Regions from separate parts of the Homo sapiens genome. Here region 2 is linked to region 1. A link is a contact called in ENCODE Hi-C or POLR2A ChIA-PET data. All regions are on one chromosome and are shown on one strand. Each heading gives the region's core, a stretch centred on a gene start or an enhancer-like site at or near the end of the contact. The rest is flanking DNA. Distances are from core to core; before and after follow the strand shown. Region 1 overlaps RCAN1 (regulator of calcineurin 1). Region 2 overlaps RCAN1 (regulator of calcineurin 1).

The links. Hi-C counts contacts between places; a loop is a spot of excess contacts on that map. ChIA-PET counts read pairs that join two places held with the same protein, here RNA polymerase II (POLR2A). Pooled maps may share reads with other maps.
Region 2: a loop to region 1 is called in a map of aorta, with 2.1 times the contacts of the local background. The contact joins two enhancer-like sites. A Hi-C loop is called at or near these places in 17 of 168 maps with a recorded cell type or tissue (CD14-positive monocyte, GM11168, IMR-90 and 12 more), 1 of 37 single-sample maps with no recorded cell type and 12 of 50 pooled maps. POLR2A ChIA-PET finds 5 or more read pairs at or near these places in 8 of 52 experiments (AG04449, AG04450, BJ and 5 more).

Annotation. Positions count from the first base shown.
Region 1 is chr21:34,519,660-34,523,351 of GRCh38, reverse strand. RCAN1 (regulator of calcineurin 1) reads left to right here. Exons shown (of 4, transcript NM_004414.7): 3 at 1,694-1,853. Among named protein-coding and RNA genes, the nearest start is that of KCNE1, 9.3 kb to the right of the region's middle. Within about 2 kb of position 2,356, at least 5 of the 41 ENCODE cell types and tissues checked have a DNase peak (open chromatin) inside an H3K27ac peak, as active enhancers do.
Region 2 is chr21:34,558,027-34,561,711 of GRCh38, reverse strand. All of the region lies in intron 1 of RCAN1 (regulator of calcineurin 1), which reads left to right. Among named protein-coding and RNA genes, the nearest start is that of KCNE1, 48 kb to the right of the region's middle. Within about 2 kb of position 2,376, at least 2 of the 41 ENCODE cell types and tissues checked have a DNase peak (open chromatin) inside an H3K27ac peak, as active enhancers do.

The DNA.
Region 1 (3,692 bases), core at 1,107-3,606:
AAAGCAACCTCAGACATTGCCCCTGACCTTCCTGGGTTGATAATGATGGGGGAAAGAAAGCCTTCCCTGTTCACTGGGGAGCTTGCAGGGTGCAGCGGGGTAGGCGTGGCTATGCAAACACCCTAAGGTTTGCGCAGCAGGTTTCCATGAATTTGCTCAAGGGTTGGAGCTCATGACCCACTCTAGACTGAGCAGACCAGAGTGGTTCCCTGCTCATGTGGTGCTGGGGGTACTCAGCAGAGAAACAGGAGTCTGCAGAAGATGCCTGCAAATCAGCCCAGGACTGCCAGGTCTGGCTTGAAAGGAAAATAGGGGATAACCAGACTGGGCGCAGATGCTAAGAAACCCTCTGGTTGGCAGGGTTCCCAGCCCCAGGGCACCCACGGCAGGGAGAGGGGTAGCTGGGGTTGGGCTTGCCTTTTCTCCTGCCCACTACCATTTTGACCCTCCTCTGGGGAACTTAGGACAGGTGACCCACCTTCAAGGCAGCTCCCAGAGTTCCATTTGATGTCCTTAGGGGCTGACAGATTGTCAGGGAAGAAGAGAGGAGCTTCTAGAATGCAGCCAGCTCCTCAGTAAAGCAAGTCCCCCTCAGGCTCTGAGCACCCCCCCAACCCGCCCCCACCACACACACACATACACACATACCTTGCTGGGATGGGAGAGGACCCTGTCCAAAGGCCTCCCCCAGTGGGAGGAAGCTCATCTGACACCACGCCAGAGAGCCAAAGTGTCTTTTCTTCCTCAAAGTGAGGACAGCGAACTTGCTGGGCCCTTCAAGTATAAATAAAGCATTTGGGATCCCCGCCCCACCCCTGACCTTTTTGCCCTGGGAGGCACAGGCTGAGCTTTGACCTTGGGTGCCTAGGCCTTCCTGTGTGAGTACACTCCTTTCTGCACGGGATAAGATTTTATGCAAATAATTACTTAGTACTCCTCTGACCTTTTCTGTTTGTAAAACAATGCATATTCATTGTGAAAACTTGGGGAGGGCAATCTGGAAGTGCAGAGAAAACCTACACCGCGCAGCTTGAGATGTAAGAGCTCTATGGACAGCCCTCTCATCACTGGTCAGCATTTCTAAAACCAAACTAGGATCGTAGGTTATTGTTCCTTATTCTTATTTCTTAAAGTCTCCTGGGAAGTGGCTTTTTTTTTTTTTTCTGGCATCTGATCCAGAGTCCCGGAGAGGGAGGTGCAGAGCTGCTGCTGGGTGGGGAACCCTAGGGGCAGGTGGAGCCCTGGCTCCCTGTCCCTGAGAAGCTGTGTCCTCTCAGAACTGTGGCCTAGGCTTTGGACTTTCAGAGCTTGCCTCTGTGGTATGAGGAGCGGGGAGAGACTGATTCCAAGAGCCCTCCTGACCTCAATGACAGTGACTTAAATTTCCATATATACTAAAGTCACCTCTGCTGATTTTCTGTCCATCTAGGTCAAGCGTAATTATTTGCAGTCCCTGTGCCTGTGACTCCCATAGCCCTGGGAGGGGGCTGTCATCCTATCTGTGCCACAACCAGAGTTCATATGTCCTTTTGCCCTCCCCATTACAGACCATCTTACAATTGGTCCTGGAATCACACCTGTCCTGACGCCTGGACATTGACCTGCCCATCTCCCGGAACTGGCGTTAGGTGCTGTTGCCTCACTGCAGTTCTTCCCTGGCAACAACTGACCTGTGCTTATTTTCTCTCCTCAGACCTTACACATAGGAAGCTCACACCTGGCTCCGCCAAATCCAGACAAGCAGTTTCTGATCTCCCCTCCCGCCTCTCCGCCAGTGGGATGGAAACAAGTGGAAGATGCGACCCCAGTCATAAACTATGATCTCTTATATGCCATCTCCAAGCTGGGGCCAGGTGAGCAGGGCCCTCGGGTGGGAGGGAGGCAGGGGGAGACACAGCTGCTGCCCTGCACCAGGGAGCAGTACCACCACTACCCCCGTAGCTCTCCTGAGCCCATGCCGGCATGTTTTGTGAGCTTCTCTGTATTCTTCTGCGCCACCGTCCCTTGTGCTGGGAGCATGCCTGCCTCTTGGCACCACCTGCAGTGTTAGAGAGACTGCGGCTGATCGTGGGGACCCTGCATCACGCCCCTCCACCCCCCGCAGTGTCCCAGGAATCCATTCCTGTGTCCACTGAGCACAGCCTGCGTGGGAGGCCTGAGCCCCGGCCCCAGGTTCTGTCGCTCCGGATAGGGATGAGTGATTGGACTTTGGAAAGGGAAAATCGATGCCCCCTTTAAGAAATGTTATTTTTAATCAAAATAAATTCTCCCTTTCCTGTGATTCTCACCTGGCCTTCTTAAAGGAAAAGGGAAGGAGAACCATAGGCCATGGTGAGGGAAGGGCCGCGGTCGGGCTGCCCTACCCCAGGGCCTGTGGGCTGGTCCCCTACAGAGCTTGCTAAAGAAAGAGGAAGTTCCCGTCCTCTGGAGGGACAAAAGTGTGAGCACTGCGGGGAGGGGGTAGGTTCCTCAGGCTCTTTGTCCAAAATGTGGGCCTTAACTGGTGGAATTGTGAGCAGTAGATGAGATCATCGAGTGAAAGGCACTTCCATCAGCACCTGGCTCACAGTCAGTGTTCAATGCAGGATTTTTGAAAACCATAAAATGTTGGTGGTTCCTGTCCTGTCCTCTAGGGTTTGGGTGAGGAGGCAGGTGTGAGGGAGAGTCTTGGGGTGAAGAGGTTTGAGCCTTCTCCTGCTCTGTCCGTGGAGCAAGTCAAATAAATGCTGAGACCGTCAGCTCCTCATTTCTCCTTGACCAGCAATCTGATGTTCCCTTGGGTTGAGGGTTTTGTTTTCTTGGTCCATCAGCAGTTTCATATTGAAAAGATTACATTTCTGAAAACATTGTCCAAACGGAAATTCCCTCTGTGGGATAAAGCAAGACTCACATTACTTACTGCTAATTGTGGCGTGAAGGTCAAGATCAGAAATGGCCATTTTGAGGAAGCGTGTGCTCCCCCCACAGCAGCTCCTGGCCCGGGGGCATGAGCATGGCTGAGGGTGTGGAGTCTTCCCCTAGGTTAGGAATGGGAGAAAACAGGGTCTCCACTTGCAAAGAGGTGTCCACAGTTCCAGAGGCAAATGCTGTTAATAAAAATTCTGCATACTCCAGAATATACCACTTCCTTCACCGAGGGCTTATTGGAGAAGGCTTTTTAGGAAATAGACGTAATAAAATCAGTTTGTCCTTGGTTCACTTAACAGTGAGCTTGAGTGAGATTTCATATTTCACCTGTGCTTTTCAACCAACAGGATTGCGGAGATTTTGCAAATTATGGTCCTAAACCCTGAGCTTTCTGGATTTTCGATGATTAGTAGGTAGATAAGAGACTTGCAAAGAGGTAGATTTGTAAGAGGCTCTTAACCAGCATTTTCAGCAATCCATCTGACCTCCCATGCCTGAATTCTCTCTCTCAGAGAGCTGAGCTCCTTTGCCTTTTTCAGTGCAGTTATAATAACATTCCAGTCCCACATGTGATAGAGAAAAGATCACCACCTTCCTTATCAGTAAAAGTACCTTCCAGGTTTAGAGGAGTAACCAGTGTGGCTGGAGGTAGGAAGCTCTCCTGGGCCGCTCTTGTCGGGCGGAAATCACACAGTGGTTGGTGCGGTGCCTCCTCGCTTACCCGAACTGCAAAGAAATCCCAAGCACAGGCCGGGCGCGGTGGCTCATGCCTGTAATCCCAGCAC
Region 2 (3,685 bases), core at 1,127-3,626, 38 kb before region 1:
TCTCTTTTTTTCATAAACAGTTTACTGAGGTAGCTAACTTCTTTATAAAATTATCCAGAAAGAGGTCAACACTTTCCAGAAAGTGCTAGTTCTTGCAGTTCTGCTTTCAAGTATTTCAGACCAGCCAAGCAAAACTAGCTCCAGCATTTTTAACTCTTGGAGAAAGATTTCACTATTTCAAATGTATTTTTGTTTAGGTAGAGAGCATTAGAATAATATCTAAAATAAGTTGGATATTGTAGGTGAATCACAGTTCCTGACATCAAAAATAGTCAAACCATAGCTTACAAATACACTTTTGGGATCATTTTCCCTTGTACTAAAAATAAAGTTTTAAAGTAACCACTTGCCCAAAAAAAAGTTTCTCCTGCTGGAGAAAGTTGCATAGCTTGGGAACTTTTATCCCGTATTTACTCTGATCATGATGTCAACACAGCACTAGTTTGTGAATTAGTCCATTCTCATGCTGCTATAAAGAACTACCCTAGAGAGGGTAATTTATAAAGGAAAGAGGTTTAATTGACTCACAGTCTGCATTGCTGGGGAGGCCTCAGGAAACTTACAATCATGGAGGAAGGCAAAGGAGAAGCAGGCAACCTTCTTCACAGGGCGGCAGGATGGAGTGAGTGCAAGCAGGGGAAATGATAGGCACTTATAAAATCATCGGATCCCCTGAAACTCACTCATTATCACCAGAACAGGATGAGGGAAACCACCCCCATGATCCAATTACCTCCACCTGGTCCCACCCTTGACATGTGGGGATTATCGAGATTACAATTCATGGTGAGATTTGGGTGGGGACACAGAGCCAAATCACATCAGTTTGTAAGAGTATAGTCAGAATGGCTTTATAGTCAGAATGGCCTTACTGGACATTGCTCTCTTTTGTTTCTTTATTTGACCACTAATTTTCCATTTAGCTTCCCCCAGGCTCTTACTGTACTTCCTGCACAAATGTATCATTCTTCTGATGTCTTTGTGAAATCATGTCAATATTTCCAATTTTTCACACATGATTTTCTTTTTGTCATCACTTCAACCAAATTTTCTTCTGGTGCTAATTATTAAGTATTAAAATTATTAAAGAATTGAGAAATGGTTTCCGTTATAAAGCCCTGTCTTCATCATTTAGAACTTTACAACAATCCTCTTTTGTAAAGTTTTCCAGGAAATGGATGTCCCACAAAAATCAACAATCTTAAAATAAGTATCAGTATGGGCACTATTGTTTGCCTCTGTTCTTTCTCCTTGATTTTTATTCTTATTCTTTGTTACTTCTTTGTTCTAAGCGTAAAAGATGGAAAAATGATAAAGTAAGATCCTGCTTTCAAATTCTTAGGGAAGTCTAGGTTGCTTTGCTTATGTGGAGCAGTTCACAGAAGGAACTTTAGAATTAGCCACCTGTCCGAAGCTTTTAGCCCCTCCCAGTGTGGACTTCTTTCCCTGGGACTTTCATGGGCTGCCTGCATCTATCCTAGAATGTGCCTGTACCGGCAACCCCGTCAGACTAAACCAGGCTTGTTACAGTCATGATTTGTGCATCCTCTTTTGCTCGCTTAGGCAAATTCTGGATTTGTGTTAGAGTGGTCAGAAATGCCAAGAACCTGACTTCTTAGATTAAAAGACAAAATTGTTGGGGGGAGAAAGGTTTTTTAATGGTCTGAACATTTTCTCAGTTCAGAGCCTGAGATCTGCATGAGCTCACCATTGCTCTCGTTAAGTAATGTTCACTGGCTCACCGTGGAAACTTGAAGGCATGTCAGTGTACCTGAACCGTGCCTTTTTCAGGACTAACTCAAAGACCTTCAGGAAGAAATATTTGGGTACAGCCATCCGGGACCACAGAATCACAGGGCAGGAATGTGAATGTTGATGCTGGCGATTGTGAGCTGCCTGACCTTAGGCAAGTAGTCTCAATTCACCAAGCCTCCTTTCTTCAAAGGTAAGGATAGTTAACACCTTCCCTATATCCTCTCCAGGTTTTAGAGAAACTTGAAAGAGTTAATACATGTGAAATGACCTTGTAAACTGCAAAGTGTAGGTTGACTGTGACAGAATTATTATCAGTCAGAACCTGCATAATAAACTGGAAAATGTGAGCTATGTTCCAAAGAACATCAGGACCCTCTGTGGGACCCAGTTCCGGATACTTTGGCTGACTCAATCCACCGAAACAAAGGGTTATTTCAGAGCATGGCATTTAAATTGTTAGGCTTATTAGACCATTACCAGCAGGGCATTTGTATACCTTACAAATGAGTTCTTTATCTTCTTCCTTGCCTACGAAAGTTAAAGAAGTGCTGTGGTGGCCGCCTACGTAATTGGATTCATTGTGGAGCTCTACTTGAAGTTGCACTCATCTGAACTCATTCTTGAACATATAAGCCACTGCCCAGAACAAACAGGGCTCTTCTTACAGAAAGACTCCTGCGCTGTGAATCAGTCACAGATTGTATTAAACTTCCCAACACTACTCAATTTGTCAGGCAAGTTTTGTTTTATTTTTTCCCTAATCCTGGCCTTATTCCAAATTTTCCAACTATTCCTGGAATAAGTAGACTACATCCATCCATCTTTGCATTCTCTCAATTTCCAGTGGCCCTAGTGGGAATTTCATGTAGCTAGACTGACAGCAATTTGTATTTTGTTAAATTATGATTAATTGGAAACCTGTTTTTAGCATTTAGGTGGAATGTTTCTTGTAGTATTCCATTAGCATAGATATTAATACACTTGAGTGCTAATACCTCTGCCTTGCTTTCCCACACTTTGTTCACTTATATAAGCTGAATGAGATTATCCATGATTGTGTTCTTTCCGGTCACATCCTTTTGGATTCCCTGAATTCCATTGGAGCATTGGAGCCCAGGGAGCCTTTACCGTTGATTTTGCGACAGACAGGGCGAGATCCAGGAGATGAAATGTTCTCCCCAGTGCAACTCAGTTTGTTACTGGAAAAGCGAGAGCTAGAAACCAGGACTTCAGACTCCTAGAACCAGTGTCCTTTTGAAGATGCCGTGGTTCCTTGAAAAACCAGAGTAAAACTCTACAATTCAAAATCTTTAGGAAATACGTTAAGTTGTTTGAGATGGCCAGATTTTCTGTAGAGCTGAAGGGTATATAGCCTCTTGGTTGTTAGAAATGTGATGTTTAACCATTTGAGGAATCAGTGTCTAAAATGGACAGTCCAACCCTGCCTTCTTAAACAATGATGAACGTTTTCTTCTTGATCATTTCCTTTCCTGATGATTCTTAGCCTTTCTTGATCATTCCAGCTCATCAGTCATCTCAATTCTCAGTCACGGTGGAGGTGGAGTTGGGTGTCAGCTTAAACAGGTCTGAACCTGAGGCCTGCTTTCCTAGAGGAAGTCCTGGCCTGGCAAACCTTTCCATCTCTGACTGTCTCATGGAGTTCTTTGTCAGAGTGTTGGTGCAGGGCTCCTGCACCGGGTAGCAGGGCACCCCAGCTGCAGAGTGGTTTGGTGATGGGAACCTGAAACAGCCTTCTCCCTCGGAGTTCGAGAGGGAGAATCTCTTTTATGGAATAGCCAAATGTCTTGTGAATGGTCGGCAGCATGAAAAGCATTATCCTTTTCTATCAGTAACGCACAAGCACCTCCTCAACAGCTTGAACTTGTCAACATAGTTCATCACAGGCTTGATGGATTATTCTTCACTATTT